Regions from separate parts of the Homo sapiens genome. Here regions 1 and 2 are each linked to region 3. A link is a contact called in ENCODE Hi-C or POLR2A ChIA-PET data. All regions are on one chromosome and are shown on one strand. Each heading gives the region's core, a stretch centred on a gene start or an enhancer-like site at or near the end of the contact. The rest is flanking DNA. Distances are from core to core; before and after follow the strand shown.

Region 1 (4,377 bases), core at 818-3,317, 270 kb before region 3:
CTTTCTGGACTCAAGTGATCCTCTCAGTTCAGCCTCCTGTGTAGCTGGGACCACAGGCACGCACCACCACGCCTGGCTAATTTTTCTGTAGAAACAAGGACTCACTATGTTGCCCAGCCTGGTCTCAAACTCCTGGGCTCAAGCAGTCCTCCTGCCCTGGGCTTGCAGTCCTTTTTCTTTTTGTTGATTGAGGCTGATCTCACGCTCTTGGGCTCAAGCAGCCCTCCCACCTTGGCCTCCCAAAGTGCTGGGATTACAGGCGAGAGCCACCACGCTTGGCCCTTCAATCTTTATCAGGGTTTGAGAAGGGGACTTCCATAAGATATGTCTTAGATTGGGGAGGTTAAGAGTGTGCCAGGTCTCAGGCCCACCTAACTCAGAACTACCACTCTTAGTTACTGGACTGTCTACAGATGCTAGTTCCAGTAGGTAGATCTCTGAATTCTGAAGAAATTGCCCAGTGAAGCCTGACATGCAAAACAACCACTCCAGTCGCTGCCGCTGTATGGTTGAAAACGTACGAAGAACAACATCTCGGAGGAGGCATAGCTTCCCACAGAAGCTTCAGAATTTGTAGGTTTAGATAAAAAGTTAAAAGAGAATGGGAAGGCTAAGCACATTCTAACGTTTTTTAGCTAGGTTTGTTAAGAAATGTTGGTGGTAATCTGAATCACCCTTGTTGATGTGTATATCACATTTTACATAGTTCTAGTCATCACATCCTGGAATGTCAGCCTGGGCGGGCATGCGAGGGCCTGGTCTGATTCCCCTGTGTCCCTAGGGCCTGGCACCATGGCAGCACATAGTAGGCATTTGAGTATTTGTTGGATGCATAAATAAATTCTTGTAATAAATACAGGAAAAAGGTCTTAGGGAACTTGAAAGCCAAATTTTAATATTGATGATCTTGTAAACAAAGTATTTTTCATGTTTTAGTAACATGAAGGTCAGGATTCCACTAAGCAGGAATATGGTGTAACCTCATGTTTCCTGGCAACTAGCCCTTTGCTACTAGACTTGCCACAGGAAGGGAAAGAGCTTACCTAGCATTGTTCATCACTGTCTTGCTAAGGTGGAGGAAAACGAGGAGCAGGGAGCTGAGAAAATAGAATAACTGCAGGAGTTTCTCTTGTCCATAGGGCACACCGTTTGGGGTGAATTGTTTTGCTTGGGGCCACCCAGTGAGTTCGTTTGGAGTTGCAAGCCTCGCTTCCTTATATAGAGTCATTGATACAATTGGGGAGTTTCCTGAGTGGATGATTAAAGCAGTTCTGTATTCATTCTTCTCTGTAAGTGCCAACACCTGGCCGTGATTTCTCTGCGGTCAGCTGGAGACTGACATCCATTTTCTCACAGTATTTACGAGGGAAGGGAACCCTGGTTGGTGAATTCATTCTCATGGTCTTTTTGCCCGAGTCAGCAGCAAGACAGTCACCTTGCCACGGGAGGCAGCGTGTCCCTGTGTTGAACAGGCGGAGAGTCTCCCCTCAGGATACAGCAGGAGTGATTGGAATGATTCTGTTTCTCAGCCTGTCTTGCAGAACATCTGTAATCTAAGCGTCATCACAAAAATTCTTAAGCCAAGAATAAGCAGAACATTAACCAGAGAATAATTGATTGGCATCTTTCACCTAGACAACATTTTTGTGAAATGGGAGTGATTCCTGTGGAGTTTTGTCCATGTTGATGAAAACATGGATGTAGGCCGGGCGCGGTGGCTCACGCCTGTAATCCTGGCACTTTGGGAGTCCAAGGCAGGAGGTTTCTTGAAGTCAGCAGTTCAAGACCAGCCTGAGCAACATAGTGAGATCCCATCTCTATCAGAAATTTTTAGAAATTAGCTGGCCATGGTGGTGCATGCCTGTAATCCCAGCTACATGGGAGTCTGAGGCAAGAGGATGGCTTGAGTCCAGGAGCTTGAAAGCTGCAGAGAGCTGTGATTGCACCACTGCATTCCAGCCTGGGTGACAGAGTGAGATCCTGTCTCTAAAGTAAAAAGTTTTAAAAGACACAGTTGGAGTTTCCTCTTTGGAAGATTACAGGGCAGAGGCCAGGGTGGTCAGTGAGTCAGGAGCTGGTGACTGGCCGGTGGGGCAGGTCTGGACAACAAGCAGCTGCCACACTGTGTGTCACTTCCGTGCTCTGTGCTTTACAGCGCTTGGGACTTTCTTTTTCAATTTTTTAGCTTTTTTAATTTTATTTTTTATTTTTTTGTAGCGATAGGTTTTGCATGTCTCCTGGGCTAGTTTCAAGCGATCCTCTCACCTCAGCCTCCCAAAGTGCTGGGATTACAGGCATGAGCCACCATGCCTGGCCTCAGCTTAAAAAAAAAAAAAAAAAAGCTTTATTGAGCTATAACTCACATATCATACCATGCCCTCATTTAAAGCCTACAATTCAGTGGACTTCAGTCTATTTACAGAGCTGTGCAGCCATCACCACAGTCAATTTTTAAAACATTTTCATCACCCCAGAAAGAAACCCTGCAGCCACTGCACATTTTCCTCCTGCCCCAGCCCCAGCCCCGGGCGGCCACCAGCCCACTTTCGACACCGTGGATTTCTCTCGACGCTGTTGATTTGCCTTTTCTGAACATTTTATGTAAATGGAATCATACAGTATGTTGTCTTCTGCGACGGACTTCTTAGCATCGTTTCTTCAAAGTTCATCCATGCTGTAGCGTGGCATCGTCATCCCTCTAAGCGGCCGAATAGCATTCCCTTTTGCTACGCCCCGTTTTGTTTATCCGTGCCTCAGTCAGTGGCATCTAGGTTCTTTCCATCTTTTGTGTGTTATGAATGATGTTGCTATAAACATCCATGTGCGGGTTTTGGTGTGAACATGTTTTCTCTTGGGTGTATTCCTAGGAGTGGAATTGCTGAGTCAAATGGTTGCTTTATGTTTAACATTTTGACGAGCTACCCGAGTGTTTCTGAATTGGCCGCAACATTTCTGTTCCCACCAATATAACGTCTTTGGGGTCTAACCGTGCTTGTGTTTATCTGTCCTTTGAATTCCAGCCATCCCGTTTTCGGTTTGCCTTTCCTCGATGGTGAATGAGGTATAGCATCTTTTCATGTGCTTATGGGCCATTTGCGTATCTTCTTTGGAGATATGGCTATACAGATCCTTTGCCCATTTTTTTAATTTGGATTATTTGTCTTTTATGCAGACTAGGGAATTTCTTAAGGGGACTGCTTTTGGTTATTGTGTTTCTCACTTATAAACTCACCTTTCAGTAATGAGTCACATACACCTCCACAGCTGTTTTGGTTTTCTGTTGCCACTGTAACAAATTACCACAGGCTTCGGGACTTAAAACATTTATTTGTTAGCTCCTAGTTGCTTGGGTCAGAGGTCTGGGCACAGTGTGGCTCAGTTGGTTGCCCTGAGTGTCATGAGACTAACAGGAAGGTTCCAGCCGGACTGTGTTCCTTTTTGGAGGCTCTGGGAATGCATCGGCATCCAAGTTCATTCAGGTTGTGGCAAGGGTTCAGGTCCTTGCAGCTGTAGGACTGAGGTCCGGTTTCTTTTCTGACCTCCCTCGGCTCCTGGAGGCCTCCCTCCAGTCTTGCTTGCAGCCCCTGCAACTCAGAACCAGCAGCGAGCGGCTCACAAGGAACCTGCCAGACTTTTCCACCTTCCACATCTGCTTGTAAGGACTGGTGACTCCATCAGGCTCGCAGGGTAATCCAGAATAATCGCCCTATTTTAAGCTCAGCTGATTGGTAGCCTTAATTACCTCTGCAAAGACCTTTCACCTAGGTTCCCAATTGATGAATACCCCCGGCCATCTTTAGAATTCTGCCCGTGCCACGGGCTTGTGGCCTGCCTTACAGCCTTCTAGTTACAGGGGACCATGAAAGGGTTGTGAGGCTGGTCAGAGAGAGTAAGTGAAAACGGCAAGCGAAACCTGTGGGAGAGGCCACTTTGAGTCGCCTCCCTCCCTTGTTCGTTTGTCCTTTGCTTTTTTTTTTTTTTTTCAAGTTAGGGTCTCTGTCACCCACGCTGGAGTGTAGTGGCGCGATCTCGGCTCACTGCAACCTCCACCTCCTGGGCTCAGGCAATTCTCATGCCTCAGCCACTTGAGGAGCTGGGACTACAGGGCTACGCCACCATGCCCAAATATTGTTTGTATTTTTATTAGAGTCGGGGTTTCACCATGTTGCCCAGGCTGGTCTCGAACTCCTGACCTCAGGCAATCTGTGTGCCTTGGCCTCCCAAAGTGCTGGGATTACAGGCATGAGCCACCGCACCAGGCTTCCTGTTCTTTATTATAAGTTGTATTTTCTTTATTACAAGCTGTAGTTTGTCTAGCCTCTAATCAGTGGTTCTCCGTTGGAGAGACTATGCTCCCCAGGGGGACATTTGGCAGCG
Region 2 (4,944 bases), core at 1,257-3,756, 420 kb before region 3:
CACTTCTGCTGGCCAGTCTTCCTCCTCTGTGGAATTCAGAGGCAGAGGAGGCCAGAGAGGTCCCCTGGGTGAGGTCTGGCGTGGCCCGGGGCCCAGCGGTGAGAGCAGAGCAGAGGTGCGAACAGTGACTGACGACGCCGGGTTCCTGCCCTTGCCTCCCTGCCCCACCGCCCTCCTGGCCCTGATGACAGACGCACCCTGTTCCCTGCAGTTTCTGCCTGCCCTGCACGGCCTGGGTCCCTTTCTGCTCTCCGAGCCTCCCCACTCCCATGAATGGAAAGTCACCCACAGATTCTGCTCGGAACAAAAAAAAAAAAAGAGGGAAGTAAGGCAGCCCACCCCCAGTCCCCACTTCTGCCCCCGCTAAAAATAGAGGCAGCATCTGAGTGGGGCGTCGGTGTAGGCTTCCGGGGGAGGTGGCTGCTCTCCCACAGCCTTGGTGTTTTCTGGGGAATCAACAGGAGGAGAGAGAATTTGAGAGGAACACGAGGAACCCCCAGGACCCAGCTGGCTCACAACCGCGTGAGTACGTTTCCCAACTGGCCGGTCCCGTGACTGAGGCCCGCGGGTGCAGCGCTGGTGAAGCCCTGTCCCTGGGGGGCTGCCATGGGACCCCCTCTCCCCAGCACCTGGCCCCCTTGTCCTGTCCGTGCCCATGTGTTTTCATGGCTTCATGCACACCTCTTTGCATCTCCTAATTTCCTAAACCAGATGTGGAGTCTCAGCAGCAGGTGCTGGGGCGACTGTCTCATGCCGTGGCTTGGATTGCACAGAGCTCCATGGATCCAGCCCGTAGACGCTCTCCATACATGCCCGGTGACCCACACAGGCCAGGATGCTCCCGTTGTCATGTGGCACTGGGTCTTATTTTCTTCTGACTGGGACAGTGCCAGGGGCCGGGGAGTGGGGCTCAGTGCGCAGAGTGTGTCTCAAGGCCTGAGTTGCCCGTGGCCCCCAGCTGGGTGGAGAGGAAGTGTGTACAGGGTCTGTTTCCAAAACGTGGGGCCTTGCAGCCTGGCCCTCCCCAGGTCTGGGAAGGGTTCGTGTTCCCCACCCCTCAACCCCGCAAGCACCTTCCAGACGGTTCCTCTGGGATCTCTTGAGATTGCAAATGCTAAGAAATGAGGCTGTGGCTCGCTGGTGTCCACCGGGGCACCAAAGGCCCAGCCCCTGCCCACAAACACCGGAGGACAAACCAGGCGACTGTGGGACAAGGAGCTTCCCAAAGAGACAGTAGGACTGGGGACCCCAAAGGGGAAGTTCCCCTCCCCCCGGGATCCCTGAAAGGGATCCGAGTAGATTCCTCAATTCCTGGTGAAACACTCGGGAATTTCTTAAGTCCTGCGGGCTTGAAGACCCTCGGCAGCCCCTTGGTAACTTTTGCTTGCAAGAGACTACAGCCTTTTTGGGGCTTCGCTGACTTAAGTGGTTTGAAAGCATCAGCTGGTCCTCAGAGACCTCCTTTAAAATGCAAAACAGAATAATAGGCTCTTAGTGTCTCTAGTTCACATACCGCGTAACGTCCGTCTGACAGCCCTGAGTGCAGAGATTTCGGGGTGACCCCCAGCCGTCACTGCCCGGCAGGTGGAGCCCCACCTGCAATATGCTCCTGTCACCTTAAATCCTGGCTTCCTAAGTGGGCTCCTTCATAGCTCCCTGCACACAGGGAAGAAGAGACAGATGATCAGAGAGCAGCCAGTTACCCCCTCTTCGATGCTAAGGAAACGCATTCTTAACAACCTCATGTCCATACTGATCGACCGTTTCTGGGTGCAGTTTTCACAGGTGCCTTATTTCATTATTGGTGATTGTATCATTTGGCACAAACGTAAGAAAGACTTCCCTGTTTGCATCTCATTTGTCGTCTTGCAGTTACACGGCGGGAGGGTACAGATGATCTCTGAGCCTGCAGAATCCCAGGGTCTTCTCACTGTTGCTGGGGAGCGTATTTCCGTCACCACTGTGGTGGGGGAGGCAGAAACCACTGGAAAAACGTGGCCTCATGTTTGCTGGTCTTGGATTGTAGTAGATAAAGTGCAAAGAAATGGCCACCCCAGGCTCCAAGCCCGACAAATTTATCTAAAGACGTTTTTACACAATAGAGGCATTAACAGAGAGGGTGGGGGCACACCACGAGAGTCTGCCCCCTTAGAAGAAGAAAAATCGGTGCATTTCGAGATGTGTTTGGCTCCTCTTACCTTGCACGGATAGGCGGAAAGTGTGAGTCTGAGTATTTGTAAGTTTCAAGATCACTGATGGGCTGGAAACAGGTGAGCCGGCCTCCGGGAAATTACCCAAGTTCTTCAGCAAGTTGCCTGCAGTCCTGGGAGCTCTCAGGAGAAGGGGCGTGACCAGAGCTGGTTGCAGCACCCCCACCCCCTGGCCGGACCGCCCTCTCGCTTTCTCAGCCTGCACCCGGTGCCCGCGCCACCCCCACCGTCTCCTCCCTCCGAGTTGCCGTTCTTCATTTCTCTTTCCTTTTCTCAGCTCTGCACCTGTGGGTACAACGTAAAACCCTGAGTTCTTGTTCCCTTTTCTGTCACAAGGCCTCTGTCCCGCCGTCCCCTCTTCTCCCACTCACCTCACCCTCTTTCTCCACCTCTGCTTCTATCTTGTCCTTTCCTTGACCCTGCCTCCTGTAAGTGCAGATCACAATGTCAGGAGATGGAGACCATCCTGGCCAACACGGTGAAACCCCGTCTCTACTAAAAATACAAAAATTAGGGCACGGTGGCGGGTGCCTGTAATCTCAGCTACTCAGGAGGCTGAGGCAGCAGAATCGCTTGAGCCCAGGAGGCAGAGGTTTTAGTGAGCCAAGATCGCGCCACTGCACTCCAGCCTGGCGACAGAGTGAGACTCTGTCTCAGAAAAAAAAAAAAAAGGCCAGGCACGGTGGCTTACGCCTGTAATCCCACCACTTTGGGAGGCCGAGGCAGGTGGATCGCGAGATCAGGAGATTGAGACCATCCTGGCTAACACGGTGAAACTCCGTCTCTACTAAAAATACAAAAAAATTAGCCAGGCATGGTGGTGCACGCCTGTAATCCCAGCTACTTGGGAGGCTGAGGCGAGAGAATCGCTTGAACCCGGGAGGCAGAGGTTGCAGTGAGCCAAGATCACGCCATTGCACTCCAGCCTGGCAACAGAGTGAGATCCATCTCAAAAAAAAAAAAGGCATTCCTGCAATTCCCACGTGGACTGTTGCCTCCCATGACAAGCACACGGCCTCCCTACAGCGCTCAAGTCCCAGCTTCCCCACAACCTGTCTCATCCCTTGGTGTCCCCTCCCCAAGACTGGGAAGTCTCAGGTCTTCACCAGAGATGATCAGAGCTTCCTGCCCAGGCTGTCTGGGGCTTGGAGTCACTGAGGGTTTGGGGCCTAGCCCCTGCTCACCTCGGCTCAAAAAATTGTAGCTGTTTTTATTTTAGTTTAGTTTATTTTTGAGACAGGGTCTTCCTCTGTCACCCAGGCTAGAGTGCAATGGTGTGATCATAGCTCACTGCAGCCTCAAACTCCTGGGTCAAGCAATCCTCCTGCCTCAGTCTCCTGAGTAGCTGAGACTACAGACATACCCCACCACGCCTGCCTAATCTTTTTATTTTTTTGCCCAGATGGGGTCTTGCTATGTTGCCCAGACTGGTCTCAGACTCCTGGGCTCAAGTAATCCTCCTGCCTCAGCCTCCCAAAGTGCTGGGACTACAGGTGTGAGCCACTGCACCCAGCCTGTTGCTATTTATTTATTGAGGTAAGATTCATATAACATAAAAGTCACCATTTTAAAATCAATAACCTGGTGGCGTCTAGTACATTCATAGTGCTATGTAACAACCACCTCTATCCAGCCCCAGGACAGTTTCATCACCCCAAAAGGAAACCTCATCCCCATTAATACCCACCCCCTCCTCCATCCCTGCCTCCCCCCAGTCCCTGGTACCCACGAACCTGCCTTCTGAATCTATGGATTTGCCTATTCTGGGCGTTTCATCTAAATGGCATCTTATGATGTGTGGCCTTTTGTGTCTGGCTTCTTTCACTGAGCTTAGTGTCTGCAAGGCTCATCTGTGCCACAGCAAGCAGCAATGCTTCTTCGTGCCTTTGTATGGATGAATAATATTCCATTCTATGGATAAGATGTCTTTTTTTTTTTTTTTTTTTTTTTGACAGTTTTACTCTGTCGCCCAGACTGGAGTGCAGTAGTGCAATCTCAGCTCACTACAACCTCCGCCTCCCGGATTCAAGTGATTTTCCTGCCTCAGCCTCCCAAGTAACTGGGATTACAGGGGCCTGCCACCACGCCCGGCTGATTTTTGTGATTGTTTGTTTGTTTGTTTGTTTGAGACGGAGCTTTGCTCTTGTCGCCCAGGCTGGAGTGCAGTGGCGCCATCTCGGCTCACTGCAACCTCTGCCTCCCGGGTTCAAGCAATTCTCCTGCCTCGGCCTCCAGAGTAACTGGGATTACAGACACATGCCACCACGACCGGCTAATTTTTGTATTTTTAATAGAGACGGGGTTTCACCGTGTTGGCCAGGCTGGTCTCAAACTCCTGACCTTAAGTGATAGGCCCACCTCCACCTCCCAAAGTTCTGGGATTACAGGCGTGAGCCACCGTGCCTGGCCTGATGTCTTTATTTTAAATGTCGCTGGAGTGAAGGGTTCAGGGCTTCAGGGACTGTGAAGGGAGCGGGGCAGAGAGAAAAGGGCCAGCACCTTGCTCAGCACCAAATGCAGCAAACAAAGCAGACTCCAAGTATCTCAGCCCCTCTCCCTCGTCATCCCATGGAGGAGCTCTGACTTATTGGTGAAGGTGGAGCTCCAAGCCAGCCCTTCCAGGAGGCCGGTTAGAGGAACAGAGCAGTTTCAACCAGCCTTCCCGAGCTGCAGCTTGGCTCTGCTCCTGAGTGTATTATAACAATTAATTACAGCCAGTCCTGGGTTATCTGGA
Region 3 (4,964 bases), core at 463-2,962:
AGGAACCAAATTTCAGGGAAGATAACTGTGCATTTCAAACTTTTTCACACATGTAGTTCTAAGGATGTACGTGTGTGTGTGTGTGCAGGGGGCATGCAAGCGTCAGGGAAGTTGCTTTTCCAAGGTTACCCAGCACGGCTGGGCGCGTTGGCTCACGCTGGTAGTCCCAGCACTTTGGGAGGCCTAGGTGGGCGGATCACCTAAAGTCAGGAGTTCGAGACCAGCCTGGCCAACATGGTGAAACCCCGTCTCTACTAAAAATACAAAATTAGCTGGGCGTGGTGGCCCGCACCTGTAATCCCAGCTACTCGGGAGGCTGAGGCAGGAGAATCGCTTGAACCCAGGAGGTGGAGGTTGCAGTGAGTCAAGATTGAGCCATTGCACTCCAGTCTGGGCAAAAAGAGTGACACTCCGTCTCCATAAATAAATAAATAAAATAAAGGTGACCCAGCAAAGTCAGTGCTTTTAAATTTTTAAATTTTAATATCCATAGGAATTCTGCTTTGTTTCCTAAATCTGGTGTTGGCTCCCAACAATCTTGCTATAAAACAATGCTTTGGGAACATGAGCCTTGTCTATCCACTGGCTTTGAGACTCTCGAACACACAGTTAGTGTTTTGAACTCAATTTTTTGGACCTAGTTTTTCTGCCTGTTTGCTTTCTTAAAACACAGGGTCTTGCTCTGTTGCCCAGGCTGGAGTGCCGGGGCAGGATCATAGCTCACTGCAGCCTTGAACTTCTGGGCTCAAGCGATCCTCCCGCCTCAGCCTCTGGAGTAGCTGGGACCACAGGCGCATGCTACCAGGTCTGGCTGATTTTCTTTTTTTTTTTTTGAGACGGAGTCTCGCCCTGTAGCCCAGGCTGGAGTGCAGTGGCACCATCTTGGCTCACTGCAACTTCCGCCTCCCAGGTTCAAGAGATTCTCCTGCCTCAGTCTCCCGAGTACTTGGGATTACAGGCGCGCGCCTCCACGTCCGGCTAATTTTGATATCTTAGAGATACAAAAATTAGAGACGAGACGGGATTTCGCCATGTTGGCCAGGCTGGTCTCGAACTCCTGACCTCGTGATCCGCCCGCCTGGGCCTCCCAGAGCGCTGGGATTACAGGCGTGAGCCACCACGCCTGGCCTTTTTTTTTTTTTTTTTTTTTTTTTTTAAATTTTAAGAGATGGGGTCTCGCTTTGTTGCCTAGGCTGGTCTCAACTCCTGGCTTCAAGCAATCCTCCCAACTGCGCCTCCTAAAGGGCTGGAATTACAGGCATGAGCCACAGCGCGGCCGCGGAGGACTTAATTTGAGAACCTGAAGCTAAATGACCAAGGGCTTTGGTGCACGGATCAGGACGCTTCTCTCCGGCACATAGTTTTCTCGCTCCCGCCGGTGCAGACACTGGGCGCCCTGCAGGCGAAGCCCCGCCCCTCCGGACACAACCCCGCGCCTTCCTCAGAGATCCCCGCCCTCGAGACGCCCCGCCCACCCACCGGATGCTCGGCATGAACCACTAGGCGCCTGGCGGGGGTGATCTGTCGGAGCGACCGGCTTGGCGCCTGCCTGTCCCCAGCCCCTCTCAGCTTGAACTCCTTCCTTCAAGTCTGGGCCCTCGAGGCTTCCAGAGCGGCCTCCAGGGGTGCAGTCTCAGTTCCCCACGCCAGCCGTCTCCGTCCTCCGCCTCCTCCGGGCCTGGCAGGTGGCACTGTCCGGAGGCGGAGCCTTGGGCGAGGGGTGGTTGCGGCGGAGGACGCAACCGAGCGGTGAGGCGCGTGGGCCTTCGGGGGTCGAGGTCGTGGTAGTGGGGCGCGGGGAGGCCAAGACCCGGCCGAGGGGGGCGGGCGGGCCAGGGAGCAGCCCAGCCCGGGGCGTGCGCGACCTGGGCTCGCTTCCCAGCCCGACTGTGGCCGCCTGCTCTGGCGCCCCTTCTGGACTCTCGGGCCTGGCGCTCGCGGCCAAAACTGACTTCAAAGTGTGGGGAGGGTTCCTCTTCCCGGGACGCAGCCTTCCCGGGCATTGGCAGACGGTGCCCCGGTTAGACAGAGCCGCTGACCACCCCGCCCACCCCCGAGGCTGGACGCACGGATGCACACCTGGTCCTGGGAGAGACAGGCGCCCCTTCCTTTCCGCACCCCGCCGCCCCCCTCTCCCCCCCGCCGGCTTCAGATGCAGCCACCACTAATCCTGGGAGGGACAGACACACGGACAGGTGCCCCTTCCCCTCCTCACCCTCCTACTGGCTGCAGAACAGCAAATGCAGCCACCACTGACCCTGAGAGGGACAGACACACGGACAGGCGCCCCTTCCCCTCCGCACCCCCCTGCTGGCTTCAGGACGTCAAATGCAGCCACCACTTGACGCTGGGAGGGACAGAAACTTTCCAGCCCAGGCTGGCCCTGGGGCATGGGTAGACATCCCCTTGCACACATGGCTGACCCCGGAACTCAAAGATGCCCCTGACTCTGGCCCACCTGCAGCCTGGGCCAGCACCACGCTGTTGCCCCGACTGCACCAAAGACCAAGGGTGACAGACTTTGAGTTCCGGAGGCCTTGTGGTTTCAGCTAGACCCTCATCTGCCCCTTTCAGCCCCGCCACCAGCGCTCAGGGCCCCACCTAGACCAAAGCTTTGCATCCATCCCTGCAGTACAGACCTCTGGTCTGGGGATCATGGTTCTCCTGGTCTGAGATGAAAGTTCTGGGGCCCCTTCCCAGGCCTGAGCAGGCATGGTGGGCTGCTGTGACTAGAGCGAGCTGGGTCTGGAGTGGGCATTGAGGTTTGGCTCTCACATTGCCTTTGCAGGGCCTGCGGCCTCACCATGGACCCAGAATGCGCCCAGCTGCTCCCGGCTCTCTGTGCTGTTCTGGTAGATCCCAGGCAGCCGGTGGCAGATGACACCTGTTTGGAGAAGCTCCTGGACTGGTTTAAAACGGTCACTGAAGGAGGTAAGGAGGTGGTGCTGCTGTTTACTGCCTATCCAGAGACCAGACGCAGAGGCTGGGACAGGGAGCAGGGGCCAGATGGGGACTCCCCTGTCCTGGAGGAAGGGCAGAAACTGCCAATCAGATGTCTTTCCTTCACTTCCTAAGGATTATCTGTGGCAGACTGAGGGCAAGTTAAGATGAAGCCCGAGAGAATGATCTGGAGAGTTAGAGCCTGAAATTCAGCCAGTTGAGCCACGATCAGGGCACCCCAAGGTTCAGTTCTACAGAAGGCGTGAACAAACTTGTTTTATTGTTGTTCTCGTTGTATTTAGTGTGTTTAAGACATCAGATTTGTTTTCTTTCTGATTATGAAAGTAGGGGCCGGATGCAGTGGCTCATACCTGTAATCCCAGCACTTTGGGAGGCTGAGGCGAGCGGATTGCTTAAGTCCAGGAGTTCAAGACCAGCCTGGTCCAACATAGCGAGACGTCATCTCTAAAAAAAAAAAAAACAAAAATTAGCTGTGCCTGGTGGCGCACCTGTAGTCCCAGCTACTCTGGAGGCTGAGATGGGAGGATCCTTTGAGTCCGGGAGGTAGAGGTTGCAGTGAGCTATGATTGTGCCACTGCACCCTGACCTGGGTGATAGAGTGAGACCCTGTCTCAAAAAAAAAAAACAAAGTAATACATGTTCTTTAAAACATGAACAAAAGAGTAAAGAGGAAAATTAAACCATCAACGTTTTAATTTACTCCCAGCCTTTTCATAACACATAAAGCTGTATTTTTCTGGGGAAAAAAAAATGAGGTCATACTGTAAACACAATTTTGGTGTCTTGCTTTCTCTCTTGCTATCATAGTGAGTGTTTTCTCCACATAATATGTTAATGTTATTGACTACATGTTATTTGCTGTAGGAATAGACCATAATTAATTGAATCACTCCACTGTCAGATGTTTATATTTCTCATTTTTCATCATTTTAAGTAGTGTCATAGGTCAGGCGCGGTGACTCATGCTTGTAATCCCATCACTTTGGGAGGCCAAGGCGGGTAGGTCACTTGAAGTCAGGAGTTCGAAACCAGCCTGGCCAACATGGTGAGACCTCGTCTCTACTAAAAATAAAAAAATTAGCCGGGCATGGTGGCATGCGCCGTAATCCCAGCTACTTGGGAGACTGAGGGGGAGGATCGCTTGAACCCAGGAAGCGGAGGTTGCAGTGAGCCCAGATCGTGCCACTGCACTCCAGCGACAGAATGGACTCTGTCTCAAAAAAATAGTGTCAGTCGAGCGCGGTGGCTCAAGCCTGTAATCCCAGCACTTTGGGAGACCGAGGCAGGCAGATCACGAGGTCTGGAGATCAAGACCCTCCTGGCTAACATGGTGAAACCCCGTCTCTACTAAAAATACAAAAAAAAAAAAAATAGCCAGACGTGGTGGTGGGCGCCTGTAGTCCCAGTTACTTGGGAGGCTGGGCAGGAGAATGGCGTGAACACAGGAGGCAGAGCTTGCAGTGAGCCGAGATCACGCCACTGCACTGCAGCCTGGGCGACAGAGCGAGATTCCGTCTCAAAAAAAAAAAAATAGTGTCATAATGGCTTTCCTTTTACATAAATATTCTCGCATGTAAATGTTTATTCTCATGGTTGATAATTGCATTGGGATAGACTGCATGTTGTTAATTTCTGCTATTCTTTACTTCCTTTTTTTGGTTTACCGTGTTCTTTTATTCTTTTTATTTTTAAATTATATTGTATTTTTTTTTTTAAGGATGGGGTCTCACCGTATTGCCCAAGCTGTTTTCGATCTCCTGGGCTCAGGCAGTCACCTGCCTCTGCTTCCCAAAGTGCCTTTTACCCTCTTTGAGCTAAATATCTAGGTCTTCCTTGTTTTCTAATATATATATTTAAGGCCAGGCACGGTGGTTCATGCCTATAATCCCAGCACTTTGGGAGGCTGAGGCAGGCAGATCACTTGAGGTCAGGAGTTGGAGACCAGCCTGGCTAACATGGTGAAACCCCGTCTCTACTAAAAATACAAGAATTAGCCTGACATG

What was found. Hi-C counts contacts between places; a loop is a spot of excess contacts on that map. ChIA-PET counts read pairs that join two places held with the same protein, here RNA polymerase II (POLR2A). Pooled maps may share reads with other maps.
Region 1: a loop to region 3 is called in a map of chondrocyte, with 2.2 times the contacts of the local background. The contact joins the enhancer-like site here to the promoter of BRAT1 in region 3. A Hi-C loop is called at or near these places in 1 of 168 maps with a recorded cell type or tissue (chondrocyte), 6 of 37 single-sample maps with no recorded cell type and 4 of 50 pooled maps. POLR2A ChIA-PET finds 5 or more read pairs at or near these places in 2 of 52 experiments (Caco-2 and GM10248).
Region 2: a pooled map shows a loop between it and region 3 (5-fold over the local background). The contact joins the enhancer-like site here to the promoter of BRAT1 in region 3. A Hi-C loop is called at or near these places in 2 of 37 single-sample maps with no recorded cell type and 7 of 50 pooled maps. POLR2A ChIA-PET finds 5 or more read pairs at or near these places in 1 of 52 experiments (CD4-positive, alpha-beta T cell).

Annotation. Positions count from the first base shown.
Region 1 is chr7:2,818,366-2,822,742 of GRCh38, reverse strand. All of the region lies in intron 1 of GNA12 (G protein subunit alpha 12), which reads left to right. Among named protein-coding and RNA genes, the nearest start is that of GNA12, 24 kb to the left of the region's middle. RefSeq lists enhancers at 357-1,046, 1,047-1,736. Within about 2 kb of position 2,067, at least 21 of the 41 ENCODE cell types and tissues checked have a DNase peak (open chromatin) inside an H3K27ac peak, as active enhancers do.
Region 2 is chr7:2,976,098-2,981,041 of GRCh38, reverse strand. The region is part of intron 1 of CARD11 (caspase recruitment domain family member 11); the gene reads left to right. Among named protein-coding and RNA genes, the nearest start is that of CARD11-AS1, 35 kb to the right of the region's middle. RefSeq lists enhancers at 114-843, 759-848, 844-1,575 and a silencer at 2,309-2,398. Within about 2 kb of position 2,506, at least 6 of the 41 ENCODE cell types and tissues checked have a DNase peak (open chromatin) inside an H3K27ac peak, as active enhancers do.
Region 3 is chr7:2,552,272-2,557,235 of GRCh38, reverse strand. It overlaps BRAT1 (BRCA1 associated ATM activator 1), which reads left to right and starts at 1,712. Exons shown (of 14, transcript NM_152743.4): 1 at 1,712-1,749; 2 at 2,789-2,931. The coding sequence starts at 2,805. RefSeq lists an enhancer at 1,128-1,805 and a silencer at 1,718-1,957.